Regions from separate parts of the Homo sapiens genome. Here region 1 is linked to region 2. Evidence: read pairs that join two places in POLR2A ChIA-PET (ENCODE). Cell type or tissue: K562. All regions are shown on one strand. Each heading gives the region's core, and the rest is flanking DNA. Links, peaks and the distances in the headings are about the cores only.

Evidence for each region. ChIA-PET counts read pairs that join two places held together with the same protein. Peaks named below come from ENCODE experiments on the same cell type or tissue, not always from the same donor. Only the 100,000 strongest peaks of a DNase experiment are listed, where the experiment ranks them.
Region 1: POLR2A ChIA-PET joins it to region 2 with 5 read pairs; 2 of 35 experiments call an interaction of 5 or more read pairs at or near these places.

The regions. Positions count from the first base shown.
Region 1 is chr19:13,821,751-13,829,767 of GRCh38, forward strand. It overlaps ZSWIM4 (zinc finger SWIM-type containing 4), which reads left to right. Exons shown (of 14, transcript NM_001367834.3): 11 at 1,596-1,750; 12 at 3,800-3,963; 13 at 6,895-6,976. Among named protein-coding and RNA genes, the nearest start is that of MIR24-2, 11 kb to the right of the region's middle. RefSeq lists an enhancer at 4,034-4,730. In K562, for the core only: no CTCF peak of the experiment used is centred there; DNase peaks (open chromatin) are centred at 4,171 and 4,531.
Region 2 is chr19:13,691,729-13,702,352 of GRCh38, forward strand. All of the region lies in intron 4 of LOC105372284 (a long non-coding RNA gene), which reads right to left. Among named protein-coding and RNA genes, the nearest start is that of YJU2B, 51 kb to the right of the region's middle. RefSeq lists a silencer at 9,914-10,114. In K562, for the core only: no CTCF peak of the experiment used is centred there; no DNase peak of the experiment used is centred there; H3K27me3 peaks cover 1,751 bases.

The DNA of each region.
Region 1 (8,017 bases), core at 1,963-6,962, 130 kb after region 2:
CTTTCTCGCCCAGGCTGGAGTGCAGTGGCACAATCTCAGCTCACTGCAAGCTCCGCTCACTGCAAGCTCCAAACCTCCCGGGTTCAAGTGATTCTCCTGCCTCAGCCTCCCAAGTAGCTGGGACTACAGTCACCCACCACCACGCCTGGTTAATTTTTTGTATTTTTAGTAGAGACAGGTTTTCACCATGTCAGCCGGGATGGTCTCAATCTCCTGACCTCGTGATCCACCCACCTCAGCCTCCCAAAGTGCTGGGATTACAGGCATGAGCCACCACACCCGGCCTAGTTTAAAAATTTTTTTTGTAATGATGGGATCTCATTACATTGCCCAGGTTGGTCTCAAATTCCTGGCCTCAAGCGACCCTCTCGCCTTGGCCCATCTCTTTAAAACACACAAACACACACACACATACACACACACACACACACACACACACACACACACACACACACAGTTTGGAGTGTTTTTCCAGAATATTTAGAAAGAACAGCCTGTAAGAGCCAAGATTTAGACAACAGACTTTTCTATGCAAGAATTTTTTTTCTCAGCAAAATACAGCCCATGGGGCCTAATTTGGCCAACCACCTGTTTTCGTACAGCCCATGAGATAAGAATGGTTTTTACATTTATAAACGGTTGAAAAAAATCAAAAGAATATTTTGTAACACATGAAAAATATATGAAATTCAAATTTCAGTGTCCAGAAATGGTTTTATTGGCACACAGCCATGTCCATTCATCTGTGAATTGTCTGTGGCTTTTCTGGCAGAACAATGACAGAATTAAGTCATTGAAATACAGATCAGTGGCCAGGCATGGTGGCTCATGTCTGTAATCCCAGCACTTTGGGAGGCCAAGACGGGCGGATCACTTGAGGACAGGAGTTCAAGACTAGCCTGGCCAACATGATGCAACCCCATGTCTACTAAAAATACAAAAATTAGGGCCAGGAGCCATGGTTCACGCCTATAATCCCAGTACTTTGGGAGGCCGAGGAGGGCGGATCACCTAAGGTCAGGAGTTTGAGACCGGCCTGACCAACATGGAGAAAACCCGTCTCTACTAAAAATACAAAATTAGCCAGGTGTGGTAGTACACGCCTGTAATCCCAGCTACTCGGGAGGCTGAGGCAAGAGAATCGTTTGAACCCAGGAGGCAGAGGTTGCAGTGAGCCGAGATTGCGCCATTGCACGCCAGCCTGGGCAAAAAGAGTGAAACTCCGTCTCAAAAAAAAAAAAAAGAAAGAAAAAAGCCAGGTATGGTGGCACGTGCCTGTAGTCCCAGCTACTCAGGAGGCTGAAGTGGGAGGATTACTTGAGCCGAGAAGTTTGAGGCTTCAGTGAGCTATGATTGTCCCACAGGACTCCAGCCTGGGTGACAACAGAGTGAGACCCTGTCTCTAAAATAAGTAAATGTATCAATTTATAAACAACACTGCAGTGAACATCTTGCACACACATCTTCCATCATCTTGGGCTCTCAGGGCTCTGCTGGCTGAAGTGGGGAGGCTGGGCCAGGAGGCTTCTCTGTCTCCTAGAGAGAATGGGGACAGCAGCCCCTCCTCACCATGGCTCACTTCTCCCCTTACCCAGGCTGCCCATACTGGAGACAGCATTTCCTGCTGGAGAACCTCATCCCAGCCCGCTGGACTCCATCATGAGCAACCGCTTCCCCCGCTGGTTCATCCTTGGCCACCTGGAGACCCGCCAGTGTGAACTGGCTTCCACCATGTTGACGGCCGCCAAGGGTGAGGCTGGCAGCTGTCCCGATTCCTTTGTCTTCCTCCTCTGTCATCTCCTTCTTCCTTCCCTCTTAACTTTCCTGCCTCCTCTTATCCTTTCACAAACTTCCCCCTGCATTCTTTGAGCACCTCCTATATGTACCGGACACTGTCTCAGGTGCTGGGGATGTAGCAGGTGACAAAACTGTCCCAGATCCCCTGCCCTGTGGAATGACATTCTAGTGGGGAGAAGAGAGTGATGCAGTAAATGAGACGGTAACAGGTGCCATGGAGTGGAATAAAACAGTTGAACATTTAAGCAGAGACCTGAAGATGAGGTGGAGCCTTGCAGGTACCTGGTGTCTTAGCTCAGGCTGCTGTAACAAAACACCAGAGACTGCGTGACTTCAACAACAAAAATTTATTTTCTCACATTTCTGTAGGCTAGAAGTCTAAGATCACTATGTCAGTATGGCTAGCTCCTGGTGAGGGCTCTCTTCTCAGCTTACAGACGGCCACCTTCTTGCTTTGTTGAGAGTTGGGGGGAGTGAAGTGGGGAGTAGAGAGGAAAGTGAGAGAGAGGAGGCTGGGAGAGAGAGAGAGGGAGAAAGGAGAGATAGTAGGGGGGGATAGAGAGAGAGGGAGAGAGAGGAGTCAGGTGCCAGAGAGGAGAGAGAGAAGAAAGAGAAGAGGGAGAGAGGAGAGACAGAGAGGAGAAGTTAAATTTCTCCAGTGTATCTTCTTCTAAGGTCACTAACCCTCTCATGAGTACCTGAACTTCATGACCTCATCTAAACCTAATTATTGGCTGGGCACGGTAGCTCATGCCTGTAATCCCAGCACTTTGGGAGGCTGAGGCGGGCAAATCACTTGAGGCCAGGAGTTCGGGACCAGCAAATCACTTGAGGCCAGAAGTTCTTCAAGACCAGCCTGGCCAATATGGTGAAACCCCATCTCTACTAAAAATGCAAAAATTAGCCAGGCACAGTGGTGCACGCCTGTAATCCCAGCGATTTGGGAGGCCGAGGCCGGGGGATCACCTGAGGTCAGGAGTTCGAGACCAGCCTGGCCAACATGGTGAAACTCTGTGTCTACTAAAAATATGAAAATTAGCTGGGCGTGGTGACCGGCACCTGTAATCCCAGCTACTTGGGAGGCTGAGGCAGGAGAATCACTTGAACCCGGGAGGCAAAGGTTGCAGTGAGCCGAGACTGCACCGTTGCACTCCAGCCTGGACAACAAGAACAAAACTCCATCTCAAAATAATAATAATAATAATAATAATAATAATAATAATAATAATAAAAGCTAACATTTGAGCAGCTCCTTGCCATGTTAAGGCCTTGCCAAGTATGGGCCCACCACCACCCTGTGAGGTGGGTTCCATTGCCTGAGTGTTACCCATTTTACAGATGGGGCAGCCAGGGCACAGAGAGGTGAAGTGACTTGCTCAGGGTCACACAGCTAGTGGGTGGCAGGACCAGGATTTGAACCCTGGCATTCTGGGTGTGCAACCAATGCCCTTGAGATGAGGGAGAGGTCCATAGGATCCCTAGGTGGCTTTTCTTTTCTTTTTTTTTTTTTTGAGATGGATATTACTCTATCATCTAGGCTGGAGTGCAGTGGTGCCATCTCAGCTGACTGCAACCTCTGCCTCCCGGGTTCAAGCGATTCTCGTGCCTCATCCTCCCAAGTAGCTGGGATTACAGGCACCCGCCACCATGCCCAGCTAATTTTTGTAGATGGGGTTTCGCCATGTTGGCCAGGCTGGTCTCAAACTCTTGACCTCGTGATCCACCCACCTCAGCCTCCCAAAGTGCTGGGATTACAGGTGTGAGCCACTGCGCCCGGCCCCTAGGTGGCTTTCTGTAACAGGAAAGGGCCAGAGAGGAGATAATTGGCAAGGGCTAGGGGCACTGAGGTCTGAATCTTCACAGAACCATGGCCCAGTACACATCCCTCCACACTCACACATGTGCCCCTGGGTGGAAGGATCTGTGTGAACAGGTCGGGTGGTGGTCAGAGGCTGGTGCTGAGGTGTATCCGATGGTGTCCTCTGTCCCGCCCTTCACCCAGGAGACCCCAAGTGGCTGCACACGGTACTGGGCTCCATCCAGCAGAACATCCACTCTCCGGCCCTGCTCTTTAAGCTGGCGCAGGACGCCTGCAAGACAGCCACCCCGGTCAGCGCCCCACCAGACACCACGCTGCTGGGCATCGCACTGGAGCTGGGGCTGCAGGTGAGGGCTGCCAGGTGGATGCGGGAGGGCGATGGTGGCTCGGGGCCAGGACTGACTGTGAGCTGCGCCTCCCGGGGCATGGGCTGAGTGTGAGCCACTTCGCTGGGGGCCCGGCATTTGCGTGAGCTATTCCTCTGTGGCTGGGGACTGAGCGAGAACCACTCTTGGGGCGGGGACTGTGAGTGAGACACACCTCTGGGGGCGTGGCCTGAGTGTGGGCCACTTCCTTGGGGGCGTGGCATGAGTGAGCCACTCCCCTGGGAATGGGGACTGGATGAATCGTGTCTCTGGGGATGGGGTCTTCACTTGGGCCACACCTCTGCAGGTGGGGCCTGAGTGTGAACCTCACCTTTAGGGGCGGGGCCACAGAAGGCCAAGGTCTGTAAGTCATGGGAGTGTGGGAATGGGGTTCCCAGTAGGGATGAAGCCTATGAATTATTAATAGAATCCGTCTATGGAGGAGACTGAGGTCTAGGGGAGAGTTGTCACTGGAGCGGAGAGGCAGGGCCTGCAAGCCAGCAGATGGATCGCAAGCGGAGCCTGGGGGTGGGGCCTGGGAGTGATGTGCTATTGGTTAAGGATCATGGGTGGGTGAGTTTGAAGCTGAGGGTGAGGCAGAGCCTAGCAATAAAGAGCTTCCTTGGGGGCAGGGCCTGAAGAGGATTGCCGCCTAAGGAGAGGGATTCACCACTGAAGGGCTGGCCTGGCGGAAGGTCTTGAAGATGAGATGCCAACTCTAGGGGTGGGGTCTGTGGTTGAAAGCCCTGTATGAGCCCGGGTGTGGTGGCTCACATCTGTAATCCCACACTTTGGGAGGCCGAGGGGGGCAGATCACGAGGCCAGGAGTTCGAGACCAGCCTGGCCAACATGATGAAACTCCGTCTCTACTAAAAATACAAAAATTAGCCAAGCGTGGTGGCACGCGCCTGTAATCCCAGCTACTCGGGAGGTTGAGGCAAGAGAATCGCTTGAACCCAGGAGGGAGAGGTTGCAGTGAGCCGAAATCACACCACTGCATTCCAGCCTGAAGGACGGAGCAAGACTCCGTCTTGGGGAAGAAAAAAAAAAGTCCTGTATGCAGGGCCTGCAACTGAGTGTCTGGGTCATCCCCAGGGGCTGAACAAAGGGTGGTCCTGCAAGGCCAAATCTTGGGTGCAGCTTGCTGGAAAGGTGTCATTGGTAGGGTGTGAGTGCCATGGGACCTGGAGGAGGGTGGGGTCTGCAGGATAGACAGGTAAGGGGCGGGGCCTCAAAGGGTGGCAGAAGTTCACTAAGAAGATAAGGAATAGGGCCGGGCACAGTGCCTCACACCTGTAATTCCAGCATTTTGGGAGGCCAAGGTGGGAGGATTGCTTGGGGCCAGGAGTTTGAGATTGGCCTGGACAACATAGTGAGACCCCCATCTCTACAAAAAACTTTAAAAATTAGCCAGGTGTGATGGTGCACCCCTGTAGTCCCAGCTCCTCAGGAGGCTGAGGCGAGAGGATCGCTTGAGGCCAGGAGTTTGAGGCTGCAGCAGTGAGCTATGATCGCGCCACTGTACTCCAGGTAACAGAGCAAGAAGACCCCAACTCTAAAAGAAAAAAATAGAAAAGAAAAAAGAAGTTGGGGCCAGGCCCTGTGGTTCACACCTGTAATCCCAGCACTTTGGGAGGCCGATGCGGATCGCTTGAGGCCAGGAGTTCAAGACCAGCCTGGCCAACACAGCAAAAACCCGTCTCTCCCAAAAATCAGCCATGCATGGTGGTGGACGCGTGTAGTCCCAGCTGCTCGGGAGGCTGAGGCAGGAGAATCACATGAACCCAGGAGGTGTAGGTTACAGTGAGCCAAGAGACCACAACTGCACTTCAGCCCCGGCGACAGAGTGAGACCCTCAAAAAAAAAAAAAAAAAAAGAAAAGAAAAAAAAAGAAACTGGGGACCTTCCCAGCTAGAACAAACAAGGGCCAGCAGGGTGCAGAATCAGCCCTGGACAGCCTCCTGATTGGAGCCGTTGTAGTGTGGGGAGCAAGACAAGGAGCTTTCAGAGGCTACTCAAGAGGTAGGAGCTTACAGAAGGCAGGGTCTGCAGGACAGGACCTGTGGATGGGGCCTCAGGGGAGAGGCAAACACGTGAGCTGCTGATTGGTGGTGGGACCTAGTGAAGGTGGGGCTTATACAGCAGGTACTTAGAGGCAAGAGAGAGGAGCCAACAGGAAGCATGGAGGTTTCAGGAGCGAAGGGACAGGTTGGTTTGTTCCGGCATAGGATCTATGAGGTGGGATCTGGGGTAGGATCTGTGAGGACTCACTTCAGAAGAACAGCAACAACAGCAGTGATATTAAGAGCTGACATTACCTGAGAGCATTTTCAAGCAATAAGCACCTTGCAGAAAGCTTCACCTACGCAATTTTGTTTACTTCTCACAACAATCAGGCTGGGTGCAGTGGCTCACGCCTATAATCCCAGCACTTTGAGAGGCTGAGGCGGGCGGATCACTTGAGGTCAGGAGTTCGAGACCAGCCTGGCCAACATAGTGAAACCCCATCTCTACTAAAAATACAAAAATTAGCTGAGCATGGTGGCGGGCACCTGTAATCCCAGCTACTTGGGAGCCTGAGGCAGGAGAATGCTTGAACTCGGGAGGCGGAGGTTGTAGTGAGCCAAGATCGCACCACTGCATGCCATTCTGGGTGACAGAGCAAGATTCCATCTCAAAAAAAAACAAAACAAAACAACAACAAAAAAGAAAAAACAACAATCCTATGAGACAGATACTATTTTATCTCCATTTTCTAGGTAATTGAGGCCCAGAAAGTTGAGATCACTTACCCGGGTTCATTGGATCAGCTTTAACCTCCAAGTGTTTCTGGGGTCCTCCATCTCCCAACGCCCCTCCATAGGCCAGCCCAAGACTCAGGCTAACCCCCTTCTCCCCACCCCTACCTTGCAGGTGATGCGGATGACTCTGAACGTAATGACCTGGCGGCGGAGGGAGATGGTGCGCTGGCTGGTCAGCTGTGCCACAGAGATTGGTGAGAGCCCCTAAGGGGACCTGCCACCCACTTCGCTGTTCTGGTTCTGCAGAGCGCACTGAGAGAACCAGGCAGACAAGAAAGAGAGAAGTGGCGGGGTGCGGTGGCTCACACCTGTAATCCCAGCACTTTGGGAGGCCAAAGCGGGAGGATCACTTGAGCCCAGGAGTTCAAGAGCAGCCTGGGTAACATAGTGAGACCCCATCTCTACAAAAAATTAAAAATTAGCTGGGCGTGGTGGCAAGTGCCTGTAGTTCCAGCTGCTTGGGAGGCTGAAGCAGGAGGATAGATTGCTTGAGCCCAGGAGGTCAACGCTACAGTTAGCCATGATCATACCACTGCACTCCAGCCTGGGCAACAGAGGAAAACCTCCTCTGGGAAAAAAAAAAGAGAGAGAGAGAGAGAGAAGCAAGCCAGGCATGGTGGCACACACCTGTAGTCCTATCCGGAGGGCTGAGGTGGGAAAATCACTTGAGCCCAGGAGATTGAGGTTGCAGTGAGCTGTGATTGTGCCACTGCACTCCAGCCTGAGTGGCAGGGTGAGACCCTGTCTCTAAAAAATTGTTTAACAAAAAGAAAGAGGGCCAGGCGCAGTGGCTCACACCTGTAATCCTAGCACTTTGGGAGGCCAAGGCATGTGGATCACTTGAGGTCAGGAGTTCGAGACCAGCCTGGCCAACATGGCAAAACCCCATCTCTACTAAAAATACAAAAATTAGCCAGATGTGGTGGCAGGTGCCTGTAATTCCAGCTACTCGGGAGGCTGAGGCAGGAGAATTGCTGGAACCTGGGAGACAGAGGTTGCAGTGAGCCGAGAACTCACTACCGCACTCCAGCCTGGGTGACAGAGCAAGACTCCATCTCAAAATGGGCAGATCACAAGGTCAGGAGATTGAGACCATCCTGGCTAATACGGTGAAACCCCGTCTCTACTAAAAATACAAAAAAACTAGCTGGGCGTGGTGGTGGGCCCCTGTAGTCCCAGCTACTCAGGAGGCTGAGGCAGGAGAATGGCGTGAACCCAGGAGGCGGAGCTTGCAG
Region 2 (10,624 bases), core at 2,619-7,618:
TCACAGGTGTGAGCAGGTAGCATGTAAGCATTAAGAAACCAGGGGATGGATGCACTGAGGTGGGGTGAGGTCCGGGTGTGGCTGCCCACACTGCCTGCTACTCTGATGCTGTATCAGCAAGAAACAGCTTATACATTTCTGTTGTAATGGGGGAAGCAAACTTTAATCATACATCTGCAGATTTCTCTCACTCTACGCCAGCCTGCAGATGTCTTCTGCTAGAGTTAAAAATTTCCACGGAATTATCTCCAATCTCCTCTCACAGCCTGGTAATTTGGCCAAAAGAAATCCCAGATGTTTCAAAGAATCCCTAATAGTGACTGTAGGGCTTTGATTTCTCCTCATCCAGTTGGTCCCAGGGCACTGCCAAGCCCTGGTTGGTGTCCTTGTCAAATTGCTCCGAGAGTGAGCAAAAAAACGGAGAAACTTGTGCCCAAAACCCAATCAAGCATTTGTCTTAAAAGCACACTCGCCTTGAAAGCCAGCCAACTTCTGTGAAATAGAAAAGAATCCATTTTCTGCTTCTATTTCTTGGCCCTTGAACAGGCAGTGACTCAAGACTCAAGTCAGTGGTTGGTGCAGCTGCAATGAGACATCCGTCAGTGAGCTGGCATCTCTGACAATGGCGTGTGCCCACAGAGAGGCTGTGACTCAGGAGGGCAGGTGGCACTCCATGATCCCCCAAAGCAGCCAAGCCAGGTGGGGTGCCAAGCATCCCAGGTGCTCCTGAGCTGGAAGACCGACAGTTTTCTACCAGTTGAAGTCGTGTTTGGCAAAGAAACCGTTCAGCCCTTTAACAGATATTGACAGCCTGCTAGTTTCCAAAATGGGGTCAAAAGATGGAGATTCTCCTTTGATGGTGTCAGCGGGTGCATAATGGATGTGTGGATGTTCTTTGTGCTCAGAAACGTCTGCCGTTCCATCCAGTTGCATGCTGAAGGGAGGTGGGGAGCTGCCAACTCCTCCACGACCCATTTCAAAGTATTAAAAGAATTGTTAGCAATTCCAGGTTGCTGGTGAAAACATCTCCTTGGTTTTCTTTCCCCCACTTCAAATCACAAACCAACCCAACCATTTCTAGAATACACAGCTCTACTGGGGTCCTATTCCATGTGCTATAGGAGACTGCAAAACAAAGTCTTTTTTCTTTTTTTTTTTTTTTTTTTTTGAGACAGGTTCTCACTCCGTCCCCTACGCAGGAGTGCAATGGTGCAAACATAGCTCACTGCAGCCTCAACCTCCTGGGCTCAAGTAATCCTCATACCTCAGTCTCCTGAGTAAGACAAAATTTTACTGGGGCAATTTCAACTCTTCGTAAGGTTTTACCTTTTGAACTTGTGCTTTCCTTTTTTTTTTAAGATGGAGTTTCACTCTTGTGTCGCCCAGGCTGGAGTGCAGTGGCACAATCTCGCCTCACTGAAACCTCCGCCTCCCTGCTTCAAGTGATTCTCCTGCCTCAGCCTCCTGAGTAGCTGGGATTACAGGCGGCTGCCACCATGCCAGGCTAATTTTCGTATTTTTAGTAGAGATGGGGTTCCACCATGTTGGCCAGGCTGGTCTCCAACTCCTGACCTCAGACGATCCATCCGCCTCAACCTCCCAAAGTGCTGGGATACAGGCATGAGCCACCATGCCCAGCCTTAAGCCACCGTGCCCAGCCTGCTGTCTTTATTATTATTATTTAGAGACAAGGTCCCACTCTGTTGCTCAGGCTACAGTGCAGTGGCACAATCATAGCTCATCGTAACCTCAAACTGCTGGGCTCAAGTGATCCTCCCACCTCAGCCTCCAGAGGAGCTGGGACTACAAGCACACACTACCTCACTGGGCTCATTTATTTTTTATTTTTTAGAGATAGGGTCTTGCTTGTTGCCCAGGCTGGTCTTGGACTCCTGACCTCAAGCAATCCCCCTGCCTTGGCCTCTAAAAGTGCTGGGATTACAGGCATGAGCCACTGCACCCGGCTTAAGTTATACTTTCTACACACACACACACACACACACACACACACAAATAATCATGTTCGAGTTGCATAGACTTAAGAAGCTCAATCTACTTACCTACTTTGAGAATGTCTTAATTTGAATTCCCCCAGGAGCCAAGCCTGCGACAAGGATTTGAGGATAAGTAGACTATTTAGGAAATAGCCCCTAGGAAGCATCGGTAGAGAATAAGCAAGAAAGAGGGGAAGAGAAGGCAGCTAGCAAAGGATACATCCTTAGTGAGTTACTGCTGTGGGCAATAAGGGCTTAATCCCCTGGGAAATGGGAGGTGGAAATCCACCTGACAGTTATCCCACTGGAGGGGCAAGGGAGCTGGAGGATGGATCCGTGACCTCTGTCAGTCATTAGCAGGAAGACGGCACCTGGGGGACTTAGATTCCCCAGCACTTCTGGCTGTCACAGTGAAGACAAAACAGACCCTGGCTGCAAGAGAAAGCCCCCAGGGAAAGAAAGGCAGGTGCTCAGAGCAGGTCTTGGGAGCCGGAAATGAAGCTAATGTTTGCTAAAGTGATGAGGGTGAGGGAATAGGTGTGACCTTGAGTTGCTGGGGATGAAAATCTTGCTACATGAGCAGTACTAGGCTTTTGTGACCCAACAATAGAGAAATAGAAACCAAAAGACTCCATGGATCAGGTAGAGTTAACTTACAGAGAAAAAAAGCCTTTTTTTTTTTTTGAGACAGAGTTTCGCTCTTGTTGCCCAGGCTGGAGTGCAGTGGTGGGATCTCAGCTCACTGCAACCTCCGCCTCCCGGGTTCAAGCGATTCTCCTGCCTCAGCCTCCTAAGTAGCTGGGATTACAGGTGCCTGCCACCACGCCCGGTAATTTTTTGTATTTTTAGTAGAGATGGGGTTTCACCATGTTGGCCAGGCTGGTCTCAAACTCCTGACCTCAGGTCATCCACCCGCCTCGGCCTCCCAAAGTGCTGGGATTACAGGCTTAAGCCACCGTGCCTGGCCTAAAAAAGCCTGTTTAAAAATGTTTTAGGCTGGGCACGGTGGCTCAGGCCTGTAATCCCAGCATTTTGGGAGGCTGAGGTGGGTGGATCACCTGAGGTCAGGAGTTTAAGACCAGCCTGGCCAACATGGTGAAACCCAGTTTCTACTAAAAATACAAAAATTAGCCAGGTGTGGTGGTGCGTGCCTATAGTCCCAGCTACTCAGGAGGCTGAGTCAGGAGAATTGCTTGAACCTGGGAGGGCGGAGGTTGCAGTGAACCGAGATCGCACCATTGCACTCCAGCCTGGGCGACAAGAGTGAAACTCTGTCTCAAAACAAAAATAAAAATAAAAATAAAAATAAAAACCCTCCCATAGATGCTCCATACGCTCTAATTCTGTGTCTCCATCCACTGAAAGCAAAATTCCAAGGCTTTGGCTATGGTGGAGCCTCAAGATGGAAAGACCTTGGATTTCTGAAATCATGGGCCGATGATCATGAAAATGCACCTCTGGGATCTGCAAGAAGTGTGATTGAACAAGCACCCCAGCTGCTGGGCTCTGAAGTCCAGCACGTCATAGGAACTGAGGCCATGTTTCCCAAGGGCTGCTCCTCACCCGGGCCTGAGCAGAGCAGGGACACTGTGGCAAGCCAGGTCCTGAGAGACTCAGAAATCTTCTGGGACAAGCAACTTTGGCTCAATGGCCTGGCCAAAGTCTCTCAGAAATGTCCTGCAGTCTAAGATGCTTCCACCCCACCACAACTTCACATGAGCAAAATCTTCCTTCTATTGTCTCTTTTTTGTCAATTTCTGGTAAATAACTTCTATTGTCTTAAAACACACTGGAGTTAAGGGATTTAGGCGTTACAGCAGCAGTGGTTGCCTTAATTCATTAATACAGGAGGAAATTGAGGGGCCATTGCCCAAAAGGTTAAGTTCAAAACCACAACTCCAGGACTGCAATTCAGGGATCAGGAAGCTGATGCTGGCCGGCGCCTGTAATCCCAGCACTTTGGGAGGCCAAGGCAGGCAGATCACTTGAGGTCAAGGAGTTTGAGACCAGTCTGGTCAACATGGTGAAGTCCCGTCTCTACTAAAAATACAAATAACTAGCTGGGCGTGGTGGTGCATGCCTGTAATCCCATCTACTCAGGAGGCTGAGGCAGAGGTTGCAGTGAACTGAGATTGTGCCACTGCACTCCAGCCTGGGAGACAGAGCGAGACTCTGTCTCAAAAAAAAAAAAAAAAAAAAAAGAAAAAAGAAAGGCAGACAGGAAAAGGAAGCCAATAAAAGGTGTGATAATGAGCACTGTATTAGTTAGCTATTGCTGCATAACAAATTACCTCAAAACTTCAGTGACATTAAATAACACGTATCTATTATCTAATAGTTTCTGAGGGTCAGGAATCTGGGAACATCTTAGGTGGGTCCTCAGCTCTTGGGCCTGTCATAGGCTGCAATGTAAATACAAAAAAGAAATCATGAAAGTGACAAGCCCTCCTTCCCCTTGGGTAGATGACATTGGCTATATTTCTGGCTATACCACACCTTCCCATTAGCATTCAGACTTCCCTTTTTGGGGGGAATTGTCCAGCTGAAAGTTGTCTTAACACAAGGACTGTTCCCAACACTAGCCTCCCAGGGCAAGCCTGTGACACACACTTGGTCAACCCAAAGCTCATTGCTTTGGCTCCTAGGTGAGTGTCCCAGTGTCATTTGAGAATGTTTGTAGAACAGTGGCAGAGATGGCATGTAGTCAGAGCTGTTTGCCATGAGACCTTGGCTCTGAACTCTCTAGCTGGGATCCAAGGAGGAAGGTTTATCTAATACAGACATGCCAAGGATGAACCTCCTATGAACTTTTTATCCAGCGTGAATGCGCATGGAAGTTTGGCATAACACACAAGTGACCAGGAGAAGGGATGTGCTGAACTCTGCTAAAGGCTTTTCTCCCACAATATCAAGGAAGGAAACTGAACAGAGCTGGCTTTCAGGCCTAGAGACCTCCACCCTACCTGGCTCCTATCTTGGAGGAATACTGTCCCCAAGTGACGGGGAGAATTCCAAGGAACCTCTAGGTGCTAACATTGACACCTAAATTCATGGGTCTGCAGACTTCTACCATGGAATGCAATTGTCTTCACTTAGGTTCTCCCAGAAGTAGACAATGACCCAAGGACTCAATGGGCAAGTAGTTTGTTTAAGGGAGACGCCAGGAGATACCAGTAGGGGAATAGGGGTGTGACACAGAGAAGAGAGGGCAGTCCATAAAGGTGCATGATGAGCAAGTTACCTCTGTGGGCAACAGGGGTTCAGTCATGCTGGAAAATGCTGGGGACTGAGTGGAACACACACCTTAGAGTCATCCCACTTGAGGGGAGAGGGAGCTGGGGTATTTATCCACCAGCTCCCATTGGTCACTGATTAGGGGGGCTTATTAGGGAATGAAGAATGTGGCTGTTAATTCTCAGATACTTCCACTCTGCTATTCAGTCTTTGGCAGCTTTAAAGAAAGCCCTCAGGGGCCAAGCACAGTGACTCACACCTGTAATCCCAGCACTTTGAGAGACTGAGGCAGGAGGATCGCTTGAGCCCAGCAGTTTGAGACTAGTCTGGGCAACATAGCAAGACCCCATCTCTACTAAAAATGAAAAAAAAATTAGCCAGGCATAGCCCAGGCGTGGTGGCTCATGCCTATAATCCTAGCACTTTGGGAGGCCGAGGTAGGCAGATCACCTGAGGTCAGGAGTTCAAGACCAGCCTGACCACCATGGTGAAACGCCATTTCTACTAAACATACAAAAATTAGCTGGGCGTAGTGGCGTGCGCCTATAATCCCAGCTACTTGGGAGGCTGAGGCAGAAGAATCGCTTGAGCCCAGGAGGCAGAGATTGCAGTGAGCTGAGATCATGCCATTGCACTTCAGCCTGGGCAACAGAGCAAGACTCCATCTCAAAAAAAAAAAAAAATAGCCAGGCGTGGTAGCACACACCTGCAGTCTCAGCTACTCAGGAGGCTGAGGCGGATGGATAGCTTAAGCCTAGGAGCTCAAGGTTGCAGTGAGCTATGACTGTGCCACTGCACTTCGGCCTGGGTGACAGAGCAAGACCCTGTCCCAAAAAAAAGAAGAAAAGAAAGCAAGCAAGCTGTTGGGGGCCGAGTAGAGTGGCTCATACCTATAATCCCAGCACTTTGAGAGGCTGAGGTGGGAGGATCGCTTGAGCCCAGGAGGTCGAGGCTGCGATGAGCTATGATCACACCACTGTACGGAGCCTGGATGACAGAGCAAGACCCTGTCTCAAAAAAAAAAAAAAATCCCTTGGGCAAGAAGATACAAATACTGGTAGCTGGTAGTATCTTCCCAGGGTTAGGGCAATTCAACATTAGTATCAGCTACAACAATTTATAACCTTCATGGTATTCACTAGACCCCCAGAGCTCCCAGAATTTATGCCCTTCCTCCAAGCCTGTTTTTGCAGCTTCTTGTCTATTCTGTGAACATCTGCACTTGTTTCCATAAAACCCATTCCTTAAATTGAAGATCCACAGAACTCACTCCTGTTGCAAACAAAAACCTTGACTGATATACCCTGCCATCTGAAATTTGCAGTGAAATAATCTGTAAATAACTGGGCATTAACAAGGCTTTTCCAGAAGACAATTTTCAAGGTAACCATAAAGAATGTATTTATTTATTTATTATTTTATTTATTGAGACAGAGTCTTGATCTGTCACCCAGGCTGGAGTGCAGTGGTGCAATCTCAGCTCACTGTAACCTCCGCCTCCCGGGTTCAAGCGATTCTCCTACCTCAACCTCCTGAGTAGCTGGGACTACAGGCGTGCGCCACTATACCTAGTTAATTGCAGTTGGAGATCGCGCCATTGCACTCCAGGCTGAGCAACAAGAGCAAAACTCCATCTCAAAAAATAAAATAAAACATATGATTTTTGAGGGCGAGGAGCAGTGGCTCACACCTGTAATCGCAGCACTTTGGGAGGCTGAGGCACGCGTATAGCTTGAGCTCAGGAGTTCAAGATCAGCCTGGGCAACATGGCAAAACCTTGTCTCTACCAAAAAAATACAAAAAATTAGCCAGGCATTGGTGGCGCAGCACCTGTGGTCTCAGCTACTCGGGAGGCTGAGGTGGGAGGATCGCCTGAGCCCAGGAGGTGGAGGATTCAGTGAGCAAAGATCACACCACTGCACTCTGGCCTGGGTGACAGAGTGAGACTCTGCCTCAAAATAAAAATAAAAATAAAAATAAAAAATACGTTTTATTATTATTCATGTATGGTGAGGCCAACAGATCAGGATATGACTGCCATTAGAAAACACAAAAGTTTGTTATTCACTCTTCCCGAGAGGACGGGGCACTCCATGCCATACAGGGACACATGAGAAAGCACCAGGGTTGGTCAGGAGGCAGAGGTAGTGGGGAAAACATAGGCAAAGGTCTTTATTGTGATTTCCAAAGAAAGAAGCAGGCAAGGGCCGGGCATGGTGGCTCCCGCCTGTAATCCCAGCATTTTGTGAGGCCGAGGCAGGCGGATCATGAGGTCAGGAGTTCGAGATCAGCCTGGCTAACATGGTGAAACCCCATGTCTACTAAAAATACAAAAATTAGCTGGGCATGGTGGCGGGCGCATGTAGTCCCAGCTACTCAGGAGGCTGAGGCAGGAGAATTGCTTGAGCCCAGGAGGCAGAGGTTGCAGTGAGCCAAGATCGAGCCACTGCACTCCAGCCTGGGCGACAGAGGGACACTCCATCTCAATAAAATAAAATTAAAATAAAGTATACAGACGGAGGCCACGCACCATGGCTCATGCCTGCAATCCCAGCACTTTGGGAGGCCGAAGTGGGTGGATCACCTGAGGTCAGGAGTTCAAGACCAGCCTAGCCAACATGGTGAAACCCTGTATCTACTAAAAATACAAAAAAAATTAGCTGGACATGGTGGTGGGTGCCTGTAATCCCAGCTACTCAGGAGGCTGAGGCAGGAGAATCACTTGAACCCGGGAGGCAGAGGTTGCAGTGAGCCGAGATCGCACCATTGCACTCCAGCCTGGGCGACAAGAGCAAAACTCCATCTCAAAAAAAAAAAAAAAGTATATAGACGAATATGCATAATTTATATGCAAATACTATGCTGTTTTATGTCAGGGACTTGAGCATCCACAGATTTTGGTATCTGCAGGGGTCCTGAAACTAATCCTCCTTGGACACTAAGGGACAATTGTATTCCTTGAGTTATCCAATAACTACTGCTCAGCAGTTGGTAATAAAAGTTCAGAGGCTGCATAGAATCTTCGTGGCTTCTCTGATTTGACTCTGCAACACTGTTTCCTTTCATCTCCAGCAGAGCATGCCAGCTGCCCGGCAGGCATTCAAAATCCAGAATTGAAGGAAAGCATATCGTGTGATCATCTACTTCTTGGATTTGAGTCTTTCCCAGGTGTGGCCATTTCTGGATGGTGGAAGGAGATGTTCCTCCCTGGAGGTGACCCTCAGTCACATTTATCCCTCATCCTTTCCTGTATCCTAAAAATAGCCAGGATGCTGGGAGCTGTTAAGGCTGCACTGAGGTATTTTTAGCCTTAGGATCCTGGAGTTGGGGCCCAGCTGGGCTGAGCTGCAATGAAGGGGTGTCGGGGGGCAGGTGGCACCTCAGAGAGCCTTTGGAGTGGCCCAGTAATGTCTCAGTTCTGATTTCTGACTTAATCAATGGTGAAAATTGAGTTATGGGGGAAGAAGCAGAGGAAGGAGTGAAATGCAAAAATTCATTCATTCATTCAGTCAGTCAGTCAGTCAGTCAGTCAGTGTCAGGCTCTGTTCTCAGCCCTGAGACTACAAGAACGACCAAAACAAAAATCTGTGCCCTGGAAATGAACAGGCAGAGTTCAGAATATCTACTTGTATCAGAAAACAAGGAAAACGCCTTTAAAGACTAAAGGAGTGTTTTTGTCAGATGAACATGGGAACGAACTGAAAGAGGCTCTCCCTAGTCAAAATGGGGACCATAACATTCTCTTCTGTTAGTCAAAAGCCTGTGTCATAAAAACCTTGCTTACAGATGTTCAACGTAATTTCTTACAGCTCCAATCAGGGCAATTAAATAAGCAGACCGTCTAGGGGTTTCACATAACAAGAATAAATAGCTAAATGCCAGGGATGTTTGAAAAGCAAAATATGGTTCATTATTTCCCCTGGGAGAGTCGCACTGAGCCACGGATTAATCAAAATACGGAGCATAGCGCACTGAAAAGTATTCCATTACCAGGAAGCGTAATTTCTGACTTATTCTATTTTAGAATAGTAACAACTGCTAATTTCTGGGTCCTTTCTAGGTGCTAGGCATTATTTCATGGGCCCCAAGACCGTTGTCTAACTTGATTCTAGCCACAACTCAGCAAGGAGTATCCAGACCCTTTTTGTTTTTTGTTTTGTTTTGTTTTTTGAGATGGAATTTCACTCTTGTCGCCCAGGCTGGACTGCATTGGCTCATCTCGGCTCATTGCAACCTCTGCCTCCTGGGTTCAAGCAATTCTCCTGCCTCAGCCTCCCAAGCAGCTGGGATTACAAGATTACAAGCATGTGCCACCACGCCTGGCTAATTTTTTGTATTTTCAGCAGAGATGGGGTTTCACCACGTGGGCCAGGCTGGTCTCGAACTCCTGGCCTCAAGTGATCTGCCCGCCTCAGCCTCCCAAAGTGCTGGGATTACAGGCATGAGCCGCCGTGCCCGGCCAGAATATCCAGACCCTTTAAGCACATTTTAGCAAAGAAGAAAGAGGAGGAGGAAAAGAATAGAAGGAGCGGGAGGGAAAAGAATAGAAGGAGGAGGAGAGAAAAAGAGGGAAGAGGAAGTATTTTAGTAATAGTCATTTTTTTCCCTTTCAGCATGTGAATACATGTATCAGTTAGAATTCAATTCTGCTGCATAGAAGAGAAAAATAATAGTGGCTTAAACAGGGCAGAGGTATATTTTTCTGCCATGTAGGTGTACCACAGTAGTTCAGTTCATGGCTGGCAAGGCAGCTCCACAATTATCAAGGACCTTAAGGCCTTCTAACTTTCTGCTCTGTCATCCTTGGCTTCCATCCTCAAGGTTGCCTCATGACCACAAAATGGCTGCGAGAGCACCAGCCATCATATCCATGTCCCAGACAATATTAAGAGGAAAGCGGCTAGGGCTAAAGGGTACACTTCTCAACTGAGCCATCATCATTAAAGAGTTTATTAAAAGCCTCATTCAGATATTCTAGGTATCCAGGATCCTGGAATTCCCTACTTAATTGAATCCATGCCCACATTCAGGACTTGCATGGGCCTTTTCCACAGGTCTATTATCAAAGTGGAATGCTGGCCCGACACAGTGGCTCATGCTTGTAATCCCAGCACTTTGGGAGGCTGAGGCAGAAAGAGTGTTTGAGGCCATGAGTTCAAACCCAGCCTGGGCAGCACAGCGAGACCCTGTTGCTACAAAAAATAAAAATAAAAAAAAAATACTAGGTGTGGTAATTAATGTAGTCCCAGCTACTCAGGAGGACTGCGTGAGTCCAGAAGTTCAAGGCTGTAATGAGCTATGATCAGACCACTGCACTCCAGCCTGGCCAACAGAATGAAACCCTGTCTCGAAATGAGGTTTTTTACCTGGGAGGCAGAGGTTGCAGTGAGCCGAGA